Linked DNA regions of Homo sapiens: region 2 is linked to region 1. Evidence: chromatin contacts called from ENCODE Hi-C or POLR2A ChIA-PET data. All regions are on one chromosome and are shown on one strand. The core of a region is the stretch at or near the end of the contact, and the rest is flanking DNA. Distances in the headings are between cores, read along the strand shown.

Region 1 (4,091 bases), core at 128-2,627:
CCTCTCCCATTAGCCTCAGCAGACAGAGGAGAAGGGGGTTGGAGAGGTTGAGGGGCACAAGGGACAGAGAGAGGAGATGGGGACAGAGGTTGAAAGGACTGGACATAAGGCCAAGGGACGTGGGGAGGAGGAGGGGTTTGAGGGAACCCAAAGGGCCGAGGTAAGCGAGCCTGTTCCGAGGTGGGGCTTAGAGGGCTCGAGAACAAGAACCCGCTCCCAGTACCAGGCCCGTGGCCCGGGCTCCCATGCTCTCTCAGTCGCTCACTCACCAGGCCGAGGCTGCGAGCCCTCCAGGTGGTAAGAGAAGCGCAGGGCCCGGTGGTGCTGTGGACTGGGACCGCAGGGCAAGACCCGGTGGCCTGGAGCAGCGCCCAGGCTGGTGTCCGAGGGTCCGACAAACTGGGGATCCAGTGGGCCGCCAAGAGCCGAACCTGAGCCCCTGCGCGCCAGCAGTCCGGGTTCCGAGGCTCCAGGGTCCGAGTCGGCACAGGCCGGCGGAGCGGCGCCCGGCGGGTTCGTGGCCGGGTGTTCGGGCTCCGAAGGCCCGGCGCCCCCCGGGGCTCGGTGGCCATGCATGGTCCGGGCCTGGGCGCGGGGCCCGAGCTCCCCGCTTGGCTCCAGCTCCTGGGGCGGAGGCGCGGGCGGAGGAGGCCCGGCGCCCGGCGGAGCAGCGGCCTCAGGATCGGGGGGCGGGACTGCGGGCTCAGCCCCACTGCAGAGACTCAAGCCCCCAGCCCGGGCCCGGGCCAGCAGCCGTGGCAGCGGTGGCAGTAGCAGCAGCAGCAGCCGCGGCCACCGCCGCTGCCGTGCCAGGCATCGCCGGCCCCGGCCCCGGCCCCGCGCGGGGAGTGGGCTCGGCGGGGCCGGGGGCCCGCTGGGGAGCGCTGTCTATGCGGCTGCGGTTGGGCGAGGGTTGGAGGGCTACGCTCGGCGGGGACTCTCCGGTGGACGGCGAGCCACTTCCGTGGCCCCGGGGCGAGAAGTCGGTCGGATCCAAGTGCGGGGTCTCTTCTTTCTCCCCGAATGGGAATAGATCTGGGCTCTCCTGGCTGGTTGGGAAGCGTTCTTCCTCCCGCCGCAGCCGAGGCCGGGGGCGGAGGAGAGGGGAGGGGAGAGGAGGGGAGGGAAGAGAGAACGGCGGTGGCCGGGGGCGCGCGTGTGCGCTGCGCTTGGGCTGCGGGGCTCGCCTTCAGCCAGTAGTCCCAGACGATGCTCCAGCCGCGGGGGCAGGAGAACGGCCTGGGCCGGGCTCCACCGTCCTCCCCAGCTTCAGCCTGGGTCTCGGCGGCGGCGGGCGGGAAGGAGCCCTGGGAAGGGGGGTGGGGAGGCGGGAGCCTCGCAGAGGCAGCCGCAGCCACAGCGGCACTGGGACCCAGTTACCGGGGCCCCGCCCCCTCGCCCGGGATTTGCGCCTGACCACGCCCCCTCGCTCGGGGCCGCCTCACTTCTCGCTGCTACCGCTCTCAAGGCCCTCCTGCCCCTTAAAAAATTCCCCCTCAGCCTGCTTTCCCCACAGGCAAGTCTCCGGGCTCAACCCCCTCCCCCCATATCTGCCCTTCCATCCCATCTCAGGTCTTCCCCCCTCTGCTTGCCGTTCACTCTCTTTTCCAAAACCCTTTCTTCATGTTCCTGAGTGTTCCTAGGGCTTGGCTCATAGAGGACCTGTCTCTGATTCTCCTTCACTTTGCTCAGACCAGATATCTTGGTCCCTTACTTAGTCACTTTCTTAAATACCCTCAGTTCCCTGATTTGTCGCATCCGCCTGGCAACATCCCAGTCTTGAATCGGTCCAACTGTCCGCCTTTTCCATGCCTGCGCCCAGGCAGCTAAACATTGCTGGGGAAAACTATTCAACTTCACAGATTTGTGCCACTATAAACCCATGGTTCCCAGCTTCTACCAGGCCCTCAGTTTTGACCCACAACCCTACTAGTCAGCTCTCCCTCTGTTCTCCACAGTGACCATTTCAAACCTTCTCCTTTCCCCTCAAACCCCAAGTGCTCCATCTGCCCTGTAACCCTCAGCAAATAACCTGACCTGCTGCAGAGAGTAAACAGAGCCACCGTAGAGGAAGCTCTTGACTTTTTGCTACGAAGCCTAGGAATTTGTCCTTGCTCCTTCCCAACAGCATCTAAACATAGACCTCTTCCATCTAAAAACAAATAAACAATTACCAAGAATTCTGCCTCTCCAACCACCTCCTTCTCTTCTCTTCTACAAACTTCTCAAAAGAGTTGCCTACACCCAACTGTCTTCATTTTCCCACCTCCCACTTATCTTTCAACCCACTCCAATCTGCCTCCACTACTTGCTTGAAACTGCTCTCTCTCATCAGGGTCTGCCATGAAACATCTCACTAAATCCCATAGAATCTTTTCTTTTTTTTTTTTTTTGAGACAAGAGTCTCACTCTGTCGCCCAGGCTGGAATGCAGCGGCACGATCTCGGCTCACTACAATCTCCGCCTCCTGGGTTCAAGCGATTCTTCTGCCTCAGCCTCCCGAGTAGCTACGCCCAGCTATTTTTTTGTATTTTTAGTAGAGACGGGGTTTCACCATACTGGCCAGGCTTGTCTCGAACTTCTAACCTTGTAATTCGCCGGCCTCTGTCTCCCAAAGTGCTGGGATTACAGGCGTCAGCCACCGCGCCCAGCCCCCATAGAATCTTTTCAGAGGTTATCCTACTTGGTTTCTTGATAGCATTTGGCACTGTTGACCACTCCCTCCTCCTTAAACCACTTCCATGACACTGCACTTTCCTTGTTTTTCTTCTACTTCCTTAGTAATTCTTTTTTTACTTTCCAGGCTCCTCTTTGTCCAACGCTTTATGCTGGTGCTCTTCAGGGCTTTGGCCTGAGCGCTCTTGTCCTCTCTCTACATGTGATTTTTTTTTCTTTCTTTCTTTCTGAGACAGAGTCTTGCTCTGTCGCCTAGGCTGGAGTGCAGTGGCGCGATCTAGGCTCACTGCAACTTCCGCCTACCGGGTTCAAGCTATTCTTCTGCCTCAGCCTCCCAAGTAGCTGGCATTACAGGCATGCACCACCAAGCCCGAATAATTTTTGTATTTTTAGTAGAGACGGGGTTTTGCCATATTGGCCAGGCAGGTCTCCAACTACTGACCTCAAGTGATCCACTTGAGGAAAGAGAAGCCTCGGATTACAGGCCGCTCTTTTCTTTATCTCATTTGCTCCCCTGGCTTCAATGATCATATCTTTGCTGATGACTCCCAAATTGATACCTCAAAACCAGATATTTCTCCTGACCCATGCATTCAACTGGTTATTAGGCAGCTCTACCTGAATATCCCAGAGACACCTAAAACCTCAGCTTCTTCCCAACTCAAGGCATCCTCCTTCCAACCTGTTTGTCCTTCTTTGTGTCTTACCTTAGTGAATGACCCCAGTCAAAGCAGAAACCCGGGTTACACCCTTAATTCTTTTCTCTCCTCCATCACCCATGCAGTCACCAAGTCCCATCATTTTGACCTCCTACCAAATCTATTTATGTAGTCTCTACATTTCTGGGGCCACTACCCTGGTTTAGACCAGAACCATTTCTAACCTGCAATACTGTCACAGCCTCCCTATTTCAGTCTTGTTCTCTGGAATCTATTCTCTACACTATAGGCAGTGTATATCTTTTGAAAACATAAATAAGGCCGGGTGCGGTGGCTCACACCTGTAATACCAGCACTTTGGTAAGCCGAGGTGGGTGGATCACTTCAGGTCAGGAGTTCGAGATCAGCCTGGCCAAAATGGTGAAACCCCATCTCTACCAAAAATACAAAAATTAGCCGGGCATGGGGGCGGATGCCTGTAATCCCAGCTACTTGGGAGGCTGAGGCAGAGAATTGCTTGAACCCGGGAGGCGGAGGTTGCAGTGAGCCAAGATCATGCTGCTTCCAGCCTGGGCGACAGAGCGAGACTCGTCTCAAAAAAAAAAAAAAAAAAAAAAATATATATATATATATATATAATTAAATAAAAGTTAAATCAAATTATATCACTCCCATGTTTAGGACCCTTCAGTGAGTCTCTACTGGCTCAAAATGAAACCCACCTTCCTTAACAGGAAAGGTTAAATGGCCCTTCAT
Region 2 (4,133 bases), core at 1,634-4,133, 420 kb after region 1:
CAGACAAACAGAGAGCCAAATCATGAGTGAACTCCTATTCACAATTGCTTCAAAGAGAATAAAATACCTAGGAATCCAACTTACAAGGGATGTGAAGGACCTCTTCAAGGAGAACTACAAACCACTGCTCAATGAAATAAAAGAGGATACAAAGAAATGGAAGAACATTCCATGCTCATGGCTAGGAAGAATCAATATCGTGAAAATGGCCATACTGCCCAAGGTAATTTATAGATTCAATGTCATCCCCATCAAGCTACCAATGACTTTCTTCACAGAATTGGAAAAACTACTTTAAAGTTCATATGGAACCAAAAAAGAGCCCGCATCACCAAGTCAATCCTAAGCCAAAAGAACAAAGCTGGGGGCATCTCGCTACCTGACTTCAAACTATACTACAAGGCTAGAGTAACCAAAACAGCATGGTACTAGTACCAAAACAGAGATACAGATCAATGGAACAGAACAGAGCCCTCAGAAATAATGCCGCATATCTACAACTATCTGATCTTTGACAAACCTGAGAAAAACAAGCAATGGGGAAAGGATTCCCTATTTAATAAACGGTGCTGGGAAAACTGGCTAGCCATATGTAGAAAGCTGAAACTGGATCCCTTCCTTACACCTTATACAAAAATTAATTCAAGATGGATGAAAGACTTAAACGTTAGACCTAAAACCATAAAAACCCTAGAAGAAAACCTAGGCATTACCATTCAGGACATAGGCATGGGCAAGGACTTCATGTCTAAAACACCAAAAGCAATGGCAACAAAAGCCAAAATTGACAAGTGGGATCTAATTTAACTCAAGAGCTTCTGCACAGCAAAAGAAACTACCATCAGAGTGAACAGGCAACTTACAGACTGGGAGAAAATTTTTGCAACCTACTCATCAGACAAAGGGCTAACATCCAGAATCTACAATGAACTCAAACAAATTGACAAGAAAAAAACAAACAACCCCATCAAAAAGTAGGTGAAGGACATGAATAGACACTTCTCAAAAGAAGACATTTATGCAGCCAAAAAACACATGAAAAAATGCTCACCATCACTGGCCGTCAGAGAAAGGCAAATCAAAACCACAATGAGATACCATCTCACACCAGTTAGAGTGGCAATCATTAAAAAGTCAGGAAACAACAGGTGCTGGAGAGGATGTGGAGAAATAGGAACACTTTTACACTGTTGGTGGGACTGGAAACTAGTTCAACCATTGTGGAAGTCAGTGTGGTGATTCCTCAGGGATCTAGAACTAGAAATACCATTTGACCCAGGCATCCTATTACTGGGTATACACCCAAAGGACTATAAATCATGCTGCTATAAAGACACACGCACACATATGTTTATTGCGGCATTATTCACAATAGCAGAGACTTGGAACCAACCCGAATGTCCAACAACGATAGACTGGATTAAGAAAATGTGGCACATATACACCATGGAATACTATGCAGCCATAAAAATGATGAGTTCATGTCCTTTGTAGGGTCATGGATGAAATTGGAAATCATCATTCTCAGTAAACTACTGCAAGGACAAAAAACCAAACACCGCATATTCTCACTCATAGGTGGGAATTGAACAATGAGAACACATGGACACAGGAAGGGGAACATCACACTCTGGGGACTGTTGTGGGGTGGGGGGAGGGGGGAGGGATAGCATTAGGAGATATACCTAATGCTAAATGACGAGTTAATGGGTGCAGCACCCCAGCATGGCACATGTATACATATGTAACTAACCTGCACATTGTGCACATGTACCCTAAAACTTAAAGTAGAATAATAATAAAATAAAATAAAAAAGACTTGTTTTTGGCCTAACTTATGATCTATCCTGGAGAATTTTCTATGTGTGCTTGAGAATATTATATATTCTATTGGATAAAATATTCCGTAGGTCCTTTTTGTCTAAAGTGTATTTCAAGTTCAATGTTTCCCTATCGATTTTCTGTCTGGATGATCTGTGAATTGTTGAAGATGGGGTCTTGAAGTCTCCTACCATTATTGTATTGCAGTCTACTTCTCCCTTCAGATCTATTAATATTTGTTTTATATATTTAGGTGCTTCTATGTTGGGTGCATATATTAAATATGTTTATAATTATTCGATATTCACGATGAATTTATCTCATTATCATTATATAATGACCTTTAAGATCTTTTATGGTTTTTGACTTTAAGTCTATTTTATTTGACATATGTGTAGTTATCCTTGCTCTCTTTTGAATGATTGATGGAATAGATAAATGTCATGAATTGTTTTCTGCATGGGGGCACAGTGCACCATGTCACAAGAGACAGTCTAAGTACAAACTGATATTGTTAAAACATCAATATAGTCATTGTGGGATCAATAAAAACTTTTCATAGATTTTTATACATTACTGTTTTTATTCTGAATTGCATAAGATGGACGGGCACCCTATCTTTTAGTGTTTAGAACCTCTAAATGTTTTAATGTGGTAACACTTGAAAAACAGAAATGAATATGACCTAGTCCCCTGCTCCAGAGCAGCTCTAGGGAAGAGAGACATAGACACAAGGTATAACAACACTATGTAAATAGTGTTGGGATAGAGGGTCTGTAGGAAGGGTTGGTGTGGGAGTTCAGAGAACTACATTCCTCCTAGGGGAAACAGGAGAATCAAATAGGAACGGAGATACAGAGTGGGGAATAGAGAAGTCAAATGGAGAATAAGAGGGAGTGATAACTGAATAGGGGTAGTAAGAAGAAAAAGGGAGCTACATTGAGGAGAATGGAAAGTTGAAAGTAGGTATGGAGGGGAGGAGACTGACAGGCAGGAACGGAGACCCCCCTCTGGAGGCGGAAAGAGGCAGGACCACTTCCGGCCAGGGAGGGGGATAGGCTCAGACACAAGGAGAGGCTTGGAGAGAGCAGACGCCTTCTGGATTCAAGAAGACGAGGTGAGCTGAGGTACCTGGCTTTAGTGAAGACCCTGTGGGGGCTTCCTGGCTGCGGCTTCGACGTGCCTGACTCCACACGCCCCTAAGGTTTGAAGAAAACCTGCTGGAGGTTTGGGACCTAACCGCATCAAAGTCGCCTTTAGCGGTGCCTGGACCCAGTTCGCACGGGAGGAAGTAGGAGGCAGAATCCCCTTTGGGCCACAGAAAGTAACGATCTGGACTCGGTTCGGGCCGTGAAAGGGAGGGATGCAGACCTAGTTGGGACCGCAGAAAGGAAGGATCGAGAAATCCTTCAGACGGTAGCAAGAGGGGAGGAGGATACACACAGTTCGGGAGGGAGATAGGAGACGGCAGGACTCCGTTTAGGCTGGAGAAAGGGGGCAGTACCCCGTTTGGGCCACAGAATGGAGGGATCGGGACCCAGAGATAAGAGTGGGCAGCATCCCTTTTGAGCAACGGAAAGGACCAGACTCAGACAGGAGAAAGGAGGGGATATGACCCGGTTGGTTCCGGTTTGAAAGGGAAGAGACAGGACCTGGTAGGGTTTGAGAACAGGAATACACAGAAGGTTCATACAGTTGGATTTGGGGGTGAGGTATTCATGTTGCAGAAAGGGCGGAGCTGCACACTTGCAGACGTGGAAAGAGGGGGGAGTGGTGTTGGTTGGGGAAGGGGTGGTGCAGAGACGTACCGCAGAGCGGAGGGAGGGGGCTTATTAAAGGAAGGGAAGATGAAGAGAAATGCTGCAGAGCGGAGGGAGGGGGGTGTATTGGGAAGGGGCGGTGCGTGGCAGTACCGCAGAGGAGAGATGGGCGGTGTTGGGGTAGGGGCGGTGCGGAGTGGTACTGCAGAGCGGAGGGAGGGGGCTAGTGTTGGGGGAAGGGTTGGATCGAGATGTGATGCAGTTAGAAAGAGTGGGTCGGGGTGGCGCCAAGATGTTCTGTTGCTCTGAGAGCAGGGGGCAGATGTGGGATTGAGCTGGTTAGAAACTGTCCGGTTTACCAAGGCGCATGCGCGCGGAGGGCATTGAAGAATGGTTCTTTTGGGATAGAGGTGGGCCTAAGATGGGGGGTGGGGGCGCCTCTAGTCGGTGCGCATGCGCACTATCGAGTTGCGGAGGGGGCGTGTAAAGGGGTGGGGTCGTAGAACTGACTCTCTCGGAGGCAAAAGGAGCTGGGCCTTGGAAACCAGATGG

What was found. A loop is a pair of places that touch in the nucleus more often than their neighbours do. ChIA-PET counts read pairs that join two places held with the same protein, here RNA polymerase II (POLR2A).
Region 2: a map of posterior cingulate gyrus shows a loop between it and region 1 (4-fold over the local background). The contact joins the promoter of TRO here to the promoter of FGD1 in region 1. A Hi-C loop is called at or near these places in 1 of 168 maps with a recorded cell type or tissue (posterior cingulate gyrus). POLR2A ChIA-PET finds 5 or more read pairs at or near these places in 1 of 52 experiments (OCI-LY7).

Annotation. Positions count from the first base shown.
Region 1 is chrX:54,494,857-54,498,947 of GRCh38, forward strand. FGD1 (FYVE, RhoGEF and PH domain containing 1) reads right to left here and starts at 1,378. Exons shown (of 18, transcript NM_004463.3): 1 at 270-1,378. The coding sequence starts at 576. RefSeq lists a silencer at 1,441-1,490.
Region 2 is chrX:54,917,941-54,922,073 of GRCh38, forward strand. TRO (trophinin) reads left to right here and starts at 2,884. Exons shown (of 13, transcript NM_001039705.3): 1 at 2,884-2,938.